Linked DNA regions of Homo sapiens: regions 1, 2, 4 and 5 are each linked to region 3. The links are chromatin contacts, found by Hi-C or POLR2A ChIA-PET in ENCODE. All regions are on one chromosome and are shown on one strand. The core of a region is the stretch at or near the end of the contact, and the rest is flanking DNA. Distances in the headings are between cores, read along the strand shown. Region 1 holds the start of CAMSAP3 (calmodulin regulated spectrin associated protein family member 3). Region 2 holds the start of FCER2 (Fc epsilon receptor II). Region 3 holds the start of ZNF557 (zinc finger protein 557). Region 4 holds the start of TUBB4A (tubulin beta 4A class IVa). Region 5 has its middle 12 kb from the start of RETN.

Region 1 (2,700 bases), core at 68-2,567, 530 kb before region 3:
GAAGGCCAGGGAGAGGGGGGATGGGCTGTGCCAACACCAGTGGGCAGAACCAGTGGGAGAAAAGGATGTACCCCCACAGCTCCCCGCTGGAAAGCCCAGACCTTAATTAACCCCTGTCTTCTCTGGCCAGGCCCTGACTCCTAGCTCTGGCCTGGGGTTGTGAAGCTGCCCAAAGCCGAGACTGAGTGTTTCCAGGGCCTCTAATCCCGGGGACCCGGGATTACGGCATCCTCCCCATTAGGGTGGCTCGGGCTCTCAGGCAAGCGGGCCTGGGGGAGGGAGTGAAGGATCTGCTCTAATGGGAGAAGGCCCCGCAGCCGGGAGGAGCGGGGGGCCCACCCCAGGCGATCTTGTACTACCCATTTCCCTTCAGCTGGGCTCGCCAACCTCCCCAGTAAAATGGGGCCATAAGTCGCAGCTGCCAGGCGCTGGAGGGGGCTATGGAGGCGAAAGGGGGTTCCCAGAGCTCCCCGGTCGCCGCCCGCAGCGCGGCCAGGGCCGACGCGGGGTGTGTGTTGGGGCCTGGGGGTCGTGCGGTGGTGGAGACCGGAGCGCTCGAGACCCCCCAGCGAGGTCGGGGTCTGGGTCTCCAGGGTGTGTGGCGGGGGAAGAGACCGAGAGGAGATCCTCGCAGGGGCGTGATGTGTGTAAAAGAGAAGAAGGCGTGCAAGGGAAGGCCTTGGGGGTGCGGGAGGCGGGAACGAGAGGTCCGCACGGGGAGACCCCACCCGGCCCGCAGACCCCGCCCGGCTCACCTGGAGGCTTGGACGCCGGGGACCCCCGCGCGGAGCTGGGCCGCGGGCCCCACCCCCACCGCGCTCCCGCAGCCGGCGGGGCAAAGTCCACCGCCCGGGCCGAGCAGGAAGCTCGGAGGCCCCGGCGCGGCAGGGGCCCGAGCCCGGGGACCCCCGGCGGCCGGCGCTATTGTTCCCACGGCCCCCTGCCTTCCCGGCCCGGCGCCCCGCCCCCCCCCAGCACCTGCCGCGCCCGGCCCGCCGCCCCCGACCCCGGTCCCCCGAGCCCCGGTACCTGCGCCCCCGAACGCGGCCCGCAGCACCCACGCCAGGCTGGCCGCCGCCTTGGCCCGCGAGAAATCGTACTGGTCCAGCGACTTGATCTCGGGCACTAGAAAGGTCCTCCGCAGCGGCCCGGGCCCGGGGGGCGCCGCCTCCACCATGGCGGCGCCGGGGCTGCGGGCGCCGGGTCCGCGCTCGGACTGGGCTGGGCTGGGCTGCGCCGCGCTCGCGCCCCAGCCGGGCCCGCTGCTGCTACCGCCGCTGCCGCCGCCGCCGCCGCCGCCGCTGCTGAGCCAGGTGCGGCCGCTTGCGCTGGCGACGCTGCGTCGGGCCCGCCCCGGGGAGGAGCCCAGGTGCGCCCCGCCCCCGAACCCGGACCCGGACCCTGGCGCGCCCCTGCGCCCCGCCCGGGCCCCTCACTGCAGTGTGCACGGAGCAGCAGGGGCGGGGCGGAGGGGGGCGGCCTGGACTGCGGCGATGGTGGAGGGAGCTTGCGGAGGACTGAGTGTGTATGTGTGCGCGCGCGCGTGTGTGAGTGTGTGCGCGCGCGCCTAGCTTACTGGAAAGGATTAGGGACCCTCTGTGTGTGCCAGCCCCAGTGTCTACCCTTAGGCGTAGGAGCTCCTGCAAGTGCTTGCAATAAACGCCGGCCCTCAGGCAGAGAGTGGTTGGGTGCACCTGTTTCTGATTATGTTAGTGAAGGCACAAGAATATGAGTGTCTTCGTATCTGTGTATCTCTGAATACATTTGGGTGGTGACCAAGTGTATTGGGGGGTGTCTAGGGGTGTGTGTGTGTGGGGTATGTATCTGGGCACGTGTAAGTGTGTGTTTAATTTGTTGTGTGTACAAGGATATGTATTATATAGATGTCTGTATCCTGAGGATGGATGGAAGTGATGAGTGTGTGTCTGTTTTTTGTTTTTGTTTTTGTTTTTGTTTTTGAGACAGGGTCTCACTCACTCTGTCTCCCAGGCTGGAGTGCAGTGGCGCGATCTCGACTCACTGCAACCTCCGCCTCCCAGGCTCAAGCGATTCTCCTGCCTCAGCCTCCCGAGTAGCTGGGATTACGGGGTTGCGCCACCACTCCCGGCTAATTTTTGTATTTTTAGTAGAGTTGGGGTTTCACCATGTTAGCCAGGCTAGTCTCAAACTCCTGACCTCAGGTGATCACCCGCCTCAGCCTCCCAAAGTGCTGGGATTACAGGCGGCAGCCACCGTGCCCGGCTGTGTGTGTGTTTTTGGAGTGCTGTGAGTATGTCTATCTCTGTGCATCTGAACGTACTGGTGTGTTGTATGAGGCTGTTATTGATGCCTCTGTCAATGCAGGAGTATGGAGAGACATTGAGAGTGTGTGTATTTCAGGCCGAGAGCGGTGGCCACGAGTGTAATCCCAGCACTTTGGGAGGCCAAGGCGGGCAGATCACTTGAGGCCAGGAGTTCAAGAGTAGCCTGGCCAACATAGCAAAACCCCGTCTCTACTAAAAATAAAATTTTTAAAAATTAGCCGGGCATAATGGTGCATGCCTGTAATCCCAAGTACTCGGGAGGCTGAGGCGGGAGAATCGCTTGAACCAGGGAGGCAGAAGCTGAGATAGTGCCACTGCACTCCAGCTTGGCCAACAGAGTGAGACCCTGTCTCAAAAAAAAAAAAAAAGTGTGTATATTTCTGCAAGAGTGTGACTA
Region 2 (2,700 bases), core at 122-2,621, 630 kb before region 3:
TGTCTGGGTGGATGGACGGACTGTCCCACCAATGGGGACACACGAGGAGAAGGAGGAGGAAGCTTGGGAATAAGTCCAGCTGGGCCATGTTGTGAGGACATGGGGATGAAGTCTTAGTTCCAGGATGGGGCTGGGATGGAGTTTGGTGTTTCTTTTCTGTTTTTCTTTCTTTTTTCTTTTCTTTTTTTTTTTTGTGAGACAGAGTTTAGCTTTTGTTGCCCAGGCTGGAATGCAATGGCGCGATCTCGGCTCACCGCAACCTCTGCCTCCCGGATTCAAGCGATTCTCCTGCCTCAGCCTCCCGAGTAGCTAGGATTACAGGTGCCCACCACCATGCCCAGCTAATTTTTTTTTTTTTTTTTTTTTTTTTGTATTTTCAGTAGATACAGGGTTTCACCATGTTGGCCTTGAACTCCTGACCTCAGATGATCCACCTGCCTCGGCCTCCCAAAGTGCTGGGATTACAGGCGTGAGCCACTGTGCCCGGTCTCTCTCTCTCTCTTTCTCTCTCTCTTTCTTTCTTTCATCTCACTGTGTTGCCCAGGCTGATCTTGAACTCCTGGGCTCAAGTGATCCACTCACCTCTGCCTCCCCAGTAGCTGGGATCACAGGCATGCACCACCATGCCCTGCTAGTTTTTATAGTTTTTGTAGAGACAACGGCTTGCTATGTTGTCCAGGCTGGTCTTGAACTCCCAGGCTTAAGTGATCCTCCCACCTCAGCCTCCCAAAGTGCTGGGATTACAGGCGTGAGCCACCGTGCCCAGCCAAAACTGTCCATATTTGACCTGAATATTATCTCACGTATCTTTCTTTCCCCCCGCTTCCCTCCTTCCCTCCTACTCCTCCTTCTCCCTCTCCTTCCTTCTGTCTTTTTTTTCCCCTTCCTCTGCCTCTCTCTCCTCTTCCCTTTTTTCTTGCTGGGACTCAAACCTGGGACATTTGACCTGGGAGCCTATTTGCTCAATCATCAAGAGACATAATCTCATGGTGGGGTGTCTGCTGGTAAGTGCCGGGTGGCAGGATCCCAACTCCAGGCCGTCCTTCTAACCCAAGAGGCCCTGCCTCTGCCTAGAGCCTTCCGTGGCTCCCCAGGGCCCTCTGTGATCGGCCATAGTGGTATGATTCAGTGTGCAGTAACAGTGGTTCACATCTTGACGCTACCACTCACCTCCTTCAGCCCTGTGGGAACTTGCTGCTTAACATCTCTAGTTCTCACCCAATTCTCTTACCTGAGAAATGGAGATAATAATAACACGGACTTCACCCGGGTGTGGGGAGCACCAGGAGAGGCCATGCGTGTAATGTTATCCGGGTGGCAAGCCCATATTTAGGTCTATGAAAATAGAAGCTGTCAGTGGCTCTACTTTCAGAAGAAAGTGTCTCTCTTCCTGCTTAAACCTCTGTCTCTGACGGTCCCTGCCAATCGCTCTGGTCGACCCCAACACACTAGGAGGACAGACACAGGCTCCAAACTCCACTAAGTGAGTACGTATCTGGTGTGTTGGGGGTTGGCCATGGGAAGTGGAGATCAAAGCGCCCTTGGAAGAAACGACCTTGGGCTGAGCCTCAAGGGATGACCAGCAGGAGGTCACAACCAGAGAAGGGAGGTGGTGGGTGGTGAGGGGGCGGGGGTGGGGGCCGCAGTGTGGACAGAATCTCGAGGCATTCGAGTCCCTGATTTGGGGAAGTGAAAGCAGGCCATCTGGTCTGAGATGAGCTTGGTGAGTGCGCTGGGCCGATCATAGAGGGCCCTGGGGAGCCATGGAAGACTCTAGGCAGAGGCAGGACCTCTTGGGTTAGAAGGACGGCCTGGAGTTGGGATCCTGCCACCCAGCACTTACCAGTAGACACCCCACCATGAGATTATGTCTCCAGATGATTGAGCAAATGGGCTCCCAGCTCAAGGGTCCCGGGTTTGAGTTCCAGTCCCACCACTGCGTGATGGGGACAAATGACTTACCCTCTTGGAACCTCAGTTCCACTGAGAGAGGCCCCACAGAATGAGGACAGTCCCCCAGCATCCTGCCAGTAGGTTTACTGAGCACCTACTGTGTGCTGGTGCTTTGAATACTCCCAATTTACAGATGAGCAAACTGAGCTGCTCATCCAGGAAGAAGCCAGGACTCGGACTCAGGTCTGTCCAGCTGCCTCCCTGGACAGTTCCAGTCCCAGGATGGTCTCTGGGTTCCTCTCACAATGTCAAAAGGGCCAGCTTGAGCTGCCGCTAATCAGAGCCTGGCCGCGCCACACCCCACCTCCCTGAGGCTCCGAGAGAAGGGACTTACCTATAGTCAAGCAGCGAAAGAAGGTAGCCCGTGACCTCCAGGCCTGAAGGACCCCAAGTCCCATGCTCCTCAGCACATAGTAGATGCTTTAAAGTCAGAGGACTTGGTCGGGCGCAGTGGCTCACGCCTGTAATCCTAGCACTTTGGGAGGCTGAGGAGGGCAGATCACCTGTGGTCAGGAGTTCGAGACCAGCCTGATCAATATGGTGAAACCCTGTCTCTACTAAAATACAAAAATTAGCCAGGTGTGGTGGTGGGTGCCTGTAGTCCCAGCTACTTGGGAGGCTAAGACAGGAGAATCGCTTGAACCCGGGAGGTGGAGGTTGCAGTGAGCCAAGATGGTGCCATTGCACTCTAGCCTGGGTGACAGAGCGAGACTCCATCTCAAAAAATAAAAAAATAGGCCATGCACA
Region 3 (2,700 bases), core at 172-2,671:
ACACACCCCTTAGTATCCTTCTCTTGAATATAAGGCATCAAACAAATAATTTTTAAGATACCCTCACTCGTGGCTCACACCTGTAATCCCAGCACTTTAGGAGGCCGAGGTGGGTGGATCACCTGAAGTCAGGAGTTCGAGACCAGCCTGGCCAACATGGCAACACCCCATCTTTACTAAAAATACAAAAATTAGCTGGGCGTGGTGGTGCACCCTTGTCATTCCAGCTACTTGGGAGGCTGAGGCAGGAGAACTGCTTGAACCTGGGAGGCAGATGTTGCAATGAGCTGAGATCGCACCACTGCACTCCAGGCTGGGCAACGGAGTGAGACTCTGTCTCAAAAAAAAAAAAAAAAATACCCTCACTGTTAGTGAGTCCTTGTGTTTACAACCTGAACACAGGAAAAATCCATTCACAGGTTTTCTACACAGTGGAGTCTTGCAACTTGCAGGTTCTACACGGTACCTACCTGATCATACAGAAGTCCACGGATCAGTGAGGATAGGTGAAACTTGAGGCTGGTTTCAACACAAATCTGAGCTTGAATTATACTTTTTTCGTCTAAATAAAAAGGGCACAAAAATCGCTTATGAGGCCTTTTGTAGGGAGTAATATGTACGTATAGTAAAATGTATTTACTGAGACTAATACAGTTGTTGCATAGAAAGACCACCCCATTCACTTAAAAAAAATTGATTTAAAGAATAAGAACCCAGGCTACTGGCTGTGCCTGAATTCACCAGATTCCTATCCAGCCATCTGGTCCCTAAAATGGGACAAGAAGCTTAAAGCTGTTTTCATCTGACTTGCTTAACTCATTTGGCTGGAGATTGTATGGTGACTCCAGATGCTTTAAATTCGTCACTTTAGGCCTTATAAGTGGACTCGGCTGAATTCTAAATAATTTCTACAGTGTATTCAGGACTGCAGAGATTTTAATGCCCTCCAGCAGGGTTTCCCAACCTGGGCACTAATGACATTTGGGGCTGGATGAGTCTTTGCTGGCGGCGGCTGCTTTACGCGCTGCAGGATGCTGAGCTGCTAGCATCCCTGGCCTCCACCCTCTAGATTACAGTAGTAGCACAGTCCCTCCTACCCTCCATTTTGTGACATCCCAAACCGTCTCCAACTATAGCCAAAAGTCCCCTGGGGCGCAGAATCGCCCCGGGTGAGGGCGACAGGGTGAGGACGACAGAGTGAGGATGACAGGGGCGCGGGGCCCGGACACCGGAGGAAACAGCAGCTTCGGGCTTAACTGAGCGCACAGCCCGAGGCCTCAGGGGCGGAAACCCGGCTCCCGGGAGGGACGCAGGCCCGCGGCTGGGGCCCCTCTCTGGACTCGGACTCACGGAATGAAGCACCTCTCGCGGAGACCGAAAGATTCTCCCAGACGCTGCAAGCGCGGCTCTTCTCACAAGACACAAGCGCGCTTCCGCTTCCGGTCTCCGGCTAGCCACACTGCACCTCCGCTTCCGGCTCCAGCTGGTCCCAGCCCAAAATGCGGCGTGTCAGGACCCCCGGGTTCAGGCTGCAGGTGCAGCAGCCGCGCACCCCAGCCTCCGGCTGAGGTGTTCTAGTTTGCTTAGTTATTAATAGAACCAGGTTGGGCCCTGGCTAGGGACAGCCGCGGAGGCAGGGTCGTCCTGGCGCGGGTCTGTGGCAGGGTTGGGGGCGGAACTAGCTCTTGAGCGGGGCTGTGGGCGGTACCAGGCCTGGAGGCGGGCCTGAGTGTTGACGGGGACCAGTTCCGGGGGCGGGGACCAACTCTGGAGCGGGGCTGTGGGCGGTACCAGGCCTGGAGGCAGGGCTGAGTGTGGGTGGAGATCAGCTCCGGGGGTGGGGAGAAGTTCTGGGGCGGGACCGTGGGCGGTACCAGGCATGGGGGCGGGGCTGTCAGGACAGAGACTAAGTTCCGGGGCGAGGTTGTGGGCGGGCATTAGGTTTGATGGGCGGATCTTGCTGTGGGTTAATACCAGGTTTGGTGGGCGAGTATGTGGACAAGATAAGGCAGTGGTGGGGCATGGAATGGGGTTGAGCTAGTAGGCTGAGAGGACAAGACTTGGTGGAGGTCAGTTTTTGGGTGTAGGGCTTTTTGTGGATTTTAAAACTGTTCAGGTAGCAGGATGCAAAATGAACTCTTTAAAGTTTTCTTCAGTCATTTCTCCACATTCACCGCCTGTTAAAATGATATAGCCACACATTTAGGGCGTGTGTGTGTGTGTGTGTGTGTGTGGCTTTTCGTTTGTTTGTTTTGAGACAGGGTCTCACTCTGTGGCCCAGGCTGGAGTGCAGTGGTGCAATCATAGCTCACTGCAGCCTCGACCTCCTGAGCTCAAGCCATCCTTCCACCCGGGCCTCCCACACTACCAAGCCTGACTATTTTTGTATTTGTTTGTAGAGAGGAGGTCTGTGTTGCCCAGGATGGTCTAGAACTCATGGCCTCAAGTCATACCCCACTTCGGCCTCCCAAAGTGCTGAGATTACAGGTGTGAGCCACACCACACCCAGCCTTTTTGTGTGATTTTGAGCTTCCTAATTTCTTTCAAAAATGGGATCATGTATGCATATTTCTCCCATCCAGAGGGGGACGAGGGGAGGGAGGACTAGGGAGGGATGTCTCCAAGTGAAAGCCAAAGCTGATTAATTGTCTAGTGCACATCTGGATCTACTGAAAAGAGAACTACATTTCTGGTGGAGAA
Region 4 (2,700 bases), core at 77-2,576, 570 kb after region 3:
CTCTTGAGCTCAGGAGTTGGAGAGCAGCCTGGACAACATAGCGAGACCCCATCTCTACAAAAAATCTTGAAAATTAGCCAGGCGTGATGGCATGCACCTGCAGTCCCAGCTACTTGGGAGGCTGAGGTGAGAGGATTGCTTGAGCCCAGGACATTGAGGCTGCAGTGAGCTATGAGCATGCCACTGCACTACAGCCTGAGGGACAGAGCAAGACCCTGTCCGAAAATATATATATATAGGCCGGGCGCGTTGGCTCACGCCTGTAATCCCAGCACTTTGGGAGGCAGAGGTGGGCAGATGGCCTGAGGTCAGGAGTCTGAGACCAGCCTGAACAACATGGAGAAACTTTGTCTCTACTAAAAATACAAAAAAATTAGCCGGGCGTGGTGGCACATGCCTGTAATCCCAGCTACTCGGGAGGCTGAGGCAGGAGAATCGCTTGGACCTGGGAGGCTGAGGTTGTAGTGAGCCGAGATTGGGCCATTGCACTCCAGCCTGGGCGCCAAGAGCGAAACTCTGTCTCAAAAAAAAAAAAAAAAGGGTATAGATATAGATAAAGATAAATTACAATACTGGAGAGGAGGGGTGTTATTTTGGGAAAGCGAGGCAGCCCTGGGGACTCACTGTCCCCCTCCCAATATGAACCCAGCTGTCTTACTCCTCCACTCTCCTCCTTAGGCCAGGCTGGGGGTGACCCCACCTGGGACGAGCTCAATGCCCAGTAGAGGTGTACCAGGGGAGCCCACCAGCATCTGCACCCAATCATGGGAGGAAAATCGTGGTTTTACTATGCAGCTTCAGGACAAGCCCTCCAGGAACCTACCGCCCCCCACCCGCAAACCAGATCGCCGCTCCGGAGCCCCCAGCCCACTGGGAGGGCTCGCGGTTACTGCAAGGATTCTGGCGAATGAGGTCTAAATAGAATGAGAAGGGGGGCTGCGGACCGAGAAACTGAGGCAAGGCCTGGGGCGGGAGGGTGGAGGCTAAGGGGGAGGGGCAGGACTTCTCAGATGCCTGTTTACCAGGCGCTCCCCTCCCTTCCTCCGCCCAATTTCTGCGGGTGGCCAAGCCTGGCTGGGGGCTGGGACGGGGGAGACTGCACTGGTGGCTCCCTAAGGGGCCTCACCCCCAAGGCAGGGGTCGGAGCACGTGGCGTCCCGGACTTCTCTGGGAGGCCCCCTGGGGAGGGAGGTCCCTGCACCACCTCCCCCCACCCCAGCCCCCTCCATCATCCCGGGGCGGGACCAAGGGGCGGAGCGGGAGGGTGACCGGCCGTGACGCGTGCCCCGCCCGCTCATATAGCGGCTCCCGGGGGCGCAGGGACCGTGCTCCGCCGTCTCCGCCGCATCTTCCACCCTCGCCGCCGCCGCAGCTCCCCGCGCTCGTGCCACCGCCGCCGCGTCCACCCTCAGCGCCACCGCCATGCGGGAGATCGTGCACCTGCAGGCCGGCCAGTGCGGCAACCAGATCGGGGCCAAGGTGCTCGGGGAACGGGGCCCGGGGAGGCAGTGGCGGCCCCGGGGAGCACCGCGGGGTCGGTCCCCGGAGCACCCCGCAACCTGGGAGTCTTTGGAAAGGAATGAGGTCCCCAGGAGGCCAGCGCGCCCCAGGGGCCTTGGGGGAAGGGTCGCGGGGTGGGGGTGGCAGGGCCAGACTGGGAACAAAGAGGCTGCGGAGAGTGGGAGCCAGCCTTCTGTCCGCCTGTCACAGCTGGGCCCACAGCTGGGCCACTGTCCCCTCCTCACGCACAAAGAGCCCCGGTGCCTCCCCCGGGCTGCAGCCTGGGTGCGCTGGCACCAGCCGGCCCCGCTGGGTGCTGACTCGGCTGCACCCCGCCCCCACCGCTCCTTCTTGCTGCCTCATCCTCGCCCCGACACCATGCCTCTAGGTCCCCCGTTCACCTTGCTGGGGGAGAGGTGGCAGCTAGGGAGCTAGTTGGGGGCTGGGGGCAGTCCTCGGCTTGGCCACCGGCTTCCCCTCTCTCAACTCTTCCGACCACCTCTCTCTCTAGTTTTGGGAGGTTATCAGTGACGAACATGGCATCGACCCCACAGGCACATACCATGGGGACAGTGACCTGCAACTGGAGAGGATCAACGTGTACTACAACGAGGCCACAGGTAGGGCGAAGGAGGCACCTTCCAGGTGGGAAGGGGCAGCTGGGAGGGAACAGGATGCTACCGGGCGCCTGTGGTTCCTGGCACGCATCGAACTGCCCTCCATCTGTTTCCCTGCAGGAGGAAATTATGTCCCCAGAGCGGTGCTGGTGGACCTGGAACCCGGCACCATGGACTCTGTCCGTTCTGGCCCCTTCGGTCAGATCTTTCGGCCGGACAACTTCGTGTTTGGTGAGTCCCCCAGCAGGGAGCCAGAGGCTGGAAAACCTCCTTATTCCTGCTAACACCACAGAGTCAACAGCCACCACCGGGGCCCACAGACCAGAGATGGGGTGGACAGGGCACCAGGCACCAGCCCTGCATCCAGGGCTGTGATGAGGGGATGCTCAGGCCACTGTGAGAGCCCTGAGGAGGGCGGATACAGAGAAGGATTCAGGGAAGTCTTCCTGGAGGAGGTGGCATTTTAATTCAACGGTCTGAACCGGAACCAGACTGCCTGGGTGCACATCCCAATTCTGCCACTTCATGCATTCAACAAACAGTGAGCACTCACTGCATACCAGGCCCTGTTCTAGAAGCTGGA
Region 5 (2,700 bases), core at 32-2,531, 590 kb before region 3:
TGCCTAGAAACTGTTGCCGTTCTGTGAAACCGACCACCAGAGGAAACCCATGCTTCTCATTGGCTGCCTTACTAAGATGGTGACTTGTTGCCCTGGTGACAAGTTGCAATGACAGGTGGCTCTGCCAAATCAGAACACAGTGATACTTGCTTCCCCTCCCGGGTGAAGGATGGAAAATAAAAGTAAAAGCCTTGGCGGCTGTCAGGCTTCTTTACCAAAGAGCTGGAGAGCACTCCTTGGCCCCATTTATGCAAACACTTCCCATCTACAGATGATCCAGCTTCGGAGTGGGAGTCTAAGCAGCTGCCAGGACCACCGCTTGGCAGAGGACAGGCTGGGGGCTCTGGCATGACCTGCTGGGGCCAGGCTGTGACTTGGAGCAAGAGGTAGCAAGAACCTCGAGGCAGTGAACATCAAAAGAGAGATTTCCGGGGCTAAACACCCTAGGTTTTTCCTTCCTCCTGAACCCTAACCCTAACCCTCTCGGCTCACTGCAACCTCCACCTCCCGAGTGCAAGCAATTCTCATGCCTCAGCCTCCCGAGTAGCTGGGATCACAGGCGTGCGCCACCACGCCCGGCTAACTTTGTATTTTTATTAGAGACGGGGGTTTCTCCACGTTGGTCAGGCTGGTGTCAAACTCTCGAACTCAGGTGATCTGCCCGCCTTGGCCTCCAAAAGTGCTGGGATTACAGGCGTGCGCCACCGTGCCCAGCTTATTTTTGTATTTTTAGTAGAGGTGGGGTTTCACCCTGTTGGCCAGGCTGGTCTTGAACTCCTGAACTCAAGTGATCTGCCTGCCTCAGCCTGCCAAAATGCTGGGGTTACAGGCGCCAGGCCAAGTATCTTATTTTAAAAGGTTACAAAGAATATAGATGTGGATAAAATAAAAGTTTCTTTGCATTACCACTTTCCTGCAAGAAATGAGGGGGAGGGGCTTATGAAACAACTCACACCCCCCCAATTGAGGAACTGTAGATGAAAGGGAAGGTGCTGACAGGCCCGTCTGGCCACGGTTTCCTGGAATAAAACTGAGCCACACACCTCCACAAATCCCCAGCCTCCGGCAAGTACCCCAGAAGTACTCACACTCCACCACCTTCTGTGATCGCAACAGCCCTACGCAACATTACAGAGGGCAAAACCCACGCTGGGGAAGGCGGGGCTACTGTCAAAAGGTCACCAGGGCCAGGCACAGTGGCTCACGCCTATAATCCCAGCTCCTTGGGAGACCAAGGCAGGAGGATCCGTTGAGCTCAAGAGTTTGAGTTCAGCCTGGGCAACACAGGAAAACCCCCGTCTTTACAAAAACTTTTTAAAAATTAGCTGGGTGTGGTGGCATGCCCGTGTAATCCCAGCCACTACTTAGGAGGCCGAAGGGGGAGGATCTATTGCTTCAGCCCGGGAGTTTGTGGCTGCAGTGAGCTATGATTGCACCACTGCACTCCAGCCTAAGTGACAGACAGAGACTCTTAAAAAAAAAAAAAAAAGGGCAGGGCACGGTGGCTTATGTCTGTAATCCTAGCACTTTGGGAGGCCGAGGCGGGCAGATCATCTGGCGTCAGGAGTTCGAGGCCAACCTGGCCAATATGGTGAAACCCTGTCTCTACCAAAAGTACAAAACTTAGCTGGGTGTGATGGTGGGCACCTGTAATCCCAGCTACTCGGGAGGCTGAGGTGGGAGAATCGCTTGAATCTGGGAGGTGGAGTTTGCAGTGAGCCAAGATTGCGCCACTGCACTCCAGCCTGGGTGACAGAATGAGACTCTGTCTCAAAAAAAAAAAAAAAAAGTGGGGCACCTATATTCCCAGCACTTTGGGAAGCTGAGGCAGGAGGATGGCTTGAGGCCAAAAATTCAAAACCCGGCCTGGGCAACATAGCAAGACCCCATCTCTATGAAAAAAAAAAAAAAAAAGTCACCAGGCCAGCTAGCCTAGATTTCAGAGCCAGAATTTGTCTGATGCCATTGTCTTTACTTTTTCTTTTTCTTTTTTTTTTTTTTGAGACAGAGTCTCACTCTGTCACCCAAGCTGCAGGGCAGTGGGACAATCTCAGCTCACTGCAACCTCTGCCTCCCAGGCTCAAGCGATTCTCCTGCCTCAGCCTCCTGAGTAGCTGGGATTACAGACATCCACCACCATTTCCAGCTAATTTTTGTATTTTTAGTAGAGGTGAGGTTTCACCTTTTTGGTCAGGCTGGTCTCCAACTCCCAAGCTCAGGTGATCTGCCCACCTCAGCCTCCCAAAGTGCTGGGATTACAGTTGCGAGCCACCACGCCTGGACTGCTCTTCATTCTTTTTTCAGAACTTTCCCAGCTGCCAACAGAGACAGAAACTGAATCATCTCAGAAGTGAATGAAGGAGGCTGAGGGCGGGTGGACTGCTTGATTAGGAGTTCGAGATTTGCCTAGGCAACATGGAAAAAGCCTGTCTCTGCTAAAAATACAAAAATTAGCCGGGCGTGGTGGCACATGCCTGTAATGCCAGCTGCTTGGGAGGCTGAGGCAGGAGAATCACTTGAACCCGGGAGGCAGAGGCTGCAGCGAGCCGAGATCGCGCCACTGCACTCCAGCCTAGGTAACAGGGCGAGACTCCGCCTCAAAAAAAAAAGAAGGGAATGAAGGACACCCAAAATGGAGCCTCTGTCTGCCAGGGCTTTGCTATCCTGGCCTGCCTATCCCAGCCCTGGACACCTCATCTC

What was found. A loop is a pair of places that touch in the nucleus more often than their neighbours do. ChIA-PET counts read pairs that join two places held with the same protein, here RNA polymerase II (POLR2A). Pooled maps may share reads with other maps.
Region 1: a pooled map shows a loop between it and region 3 (5-fold over the local background). The contact joins the promoter of CAMSAP3 here to the promoter of ZNF557 in region 3. A Hi-C loop is called at or near these places in 1 of 50 pooled maps. POLR2A ChIA-PET finds 5 or more read pairs at or near these places in 4 of 52 experiments (HEK293, PC-3 and activated T-cell).
Region 2: a pooled map shows a loop between it and region 3 (6-fold over the local background). The contact joins the promoter of FCER2 here to the promoter of ZNF557 in region 3. A Hi-C loop is called at or near these places in 2 of 50 pooled maps. POLR2A ChIA-PET finds 5 or more read pairs at or near these places in 2 of 52 experiments (HepG2 and activated naive CD8-positive, alpha-beta T cell).
Region 4: a loop to region 3 is called in a pooled map, with 5 times the contacts of the local background. The contact joins the promoter of TUBB4A here to the promoter of ZNF557 in region 3. A Hi-C loop is called at or near these places in 7 of 50 pooled maps. POLR2A ChIA-PET finds 5 or more read pairs at or near these places in 2 of 52 experiments (MCF 10A and activated CD4-positive, alpha-beta T cell).
Region 5: a pooled map shows a loop between it and region 3 (7-fold over the local background). The contact joins the enhancer-like site here to the promoter of ZNF557 in region 3. A Hi-C loop is called at or near these places in 4 of 50 pooled maps. POLR2A ChIA-PET finds 5 or more read pairs at or near these places in 2 of 52 experiments (activated CD8-positive, alpha-beta T cell and activated T-cell).

What each region holds. Positions count from the first base shown.
Region 1 is chr19:7,594,480-7,597,179 of GRCh38, reverse strand. It overlaps CAMSAP3 (calmodulin regulated spectrin associated protein family member 3), which reads right to left and starts at 1,317. Exons shown (of 17, transcript NM_020902.2): 1 at 1,030-1,317. The coding sequence starts at 1,177. RefSeq lists an enhancer at 1-338 and a silencer at 1,178-1,617.
Region 2 is chr19:7,700,802-7,703,501 of GRCh38, reverse strand. FCER2 (Fc epsilon receptor II) reads left to right here and starts at 1,371. Exons shown (of 11, transcript NM_001220500.2): 1 at 1,371-1,487. LOC105372262 (a long non-coding RNA gene) reads left to right here. Exons shown (of 5, transcript XR_936296.2): 5 at 381-422. RefSeq lists an enhancer at 1,375-1,484.
Region 3 is chr19:7,068,424-7,071,123 of GRCh38, reverse strand. ZNF557 (zinc finger protein 557) reads right to left here and starts at 1,421. Exons shown (of 8, transcript NM_024341.3): 1 at 1,351-1,421; 2 at 471-562.
Region 4 is chr19:6,500,935-6,503,634 of GRCh38, reverse strand. TUBB4A (tubulin beta 4A class IVa) reads left to right here and starts at 1,326. Exons shown (of 4, transcript NM_006087.4): 1 at 1,326-1,479; 2 at 2,012-2,120; 3 at 2,238-2,348. The coding sequence starts at 1,423. RefSeq lists silencers at 1,070-1,339, 1,350-1,529, 1,700-1,809.
Region 5 is chr19:7,655,957-7,658,656 of GRCh38, reverse strand. No RefSeq gene overlaps it. Among named protein-coding and RNA genes, the nearest start is that of RETN, 12 kb to the left of the region's middle. RefSeq lists an enhancer at 386-505. Within about 2 kb of position 1,281, at least 11 of the 41 ENCODE cell types and tissues checked have a DNase peak (open chromatin) inside an H3K27ac peak, as active enhancers do.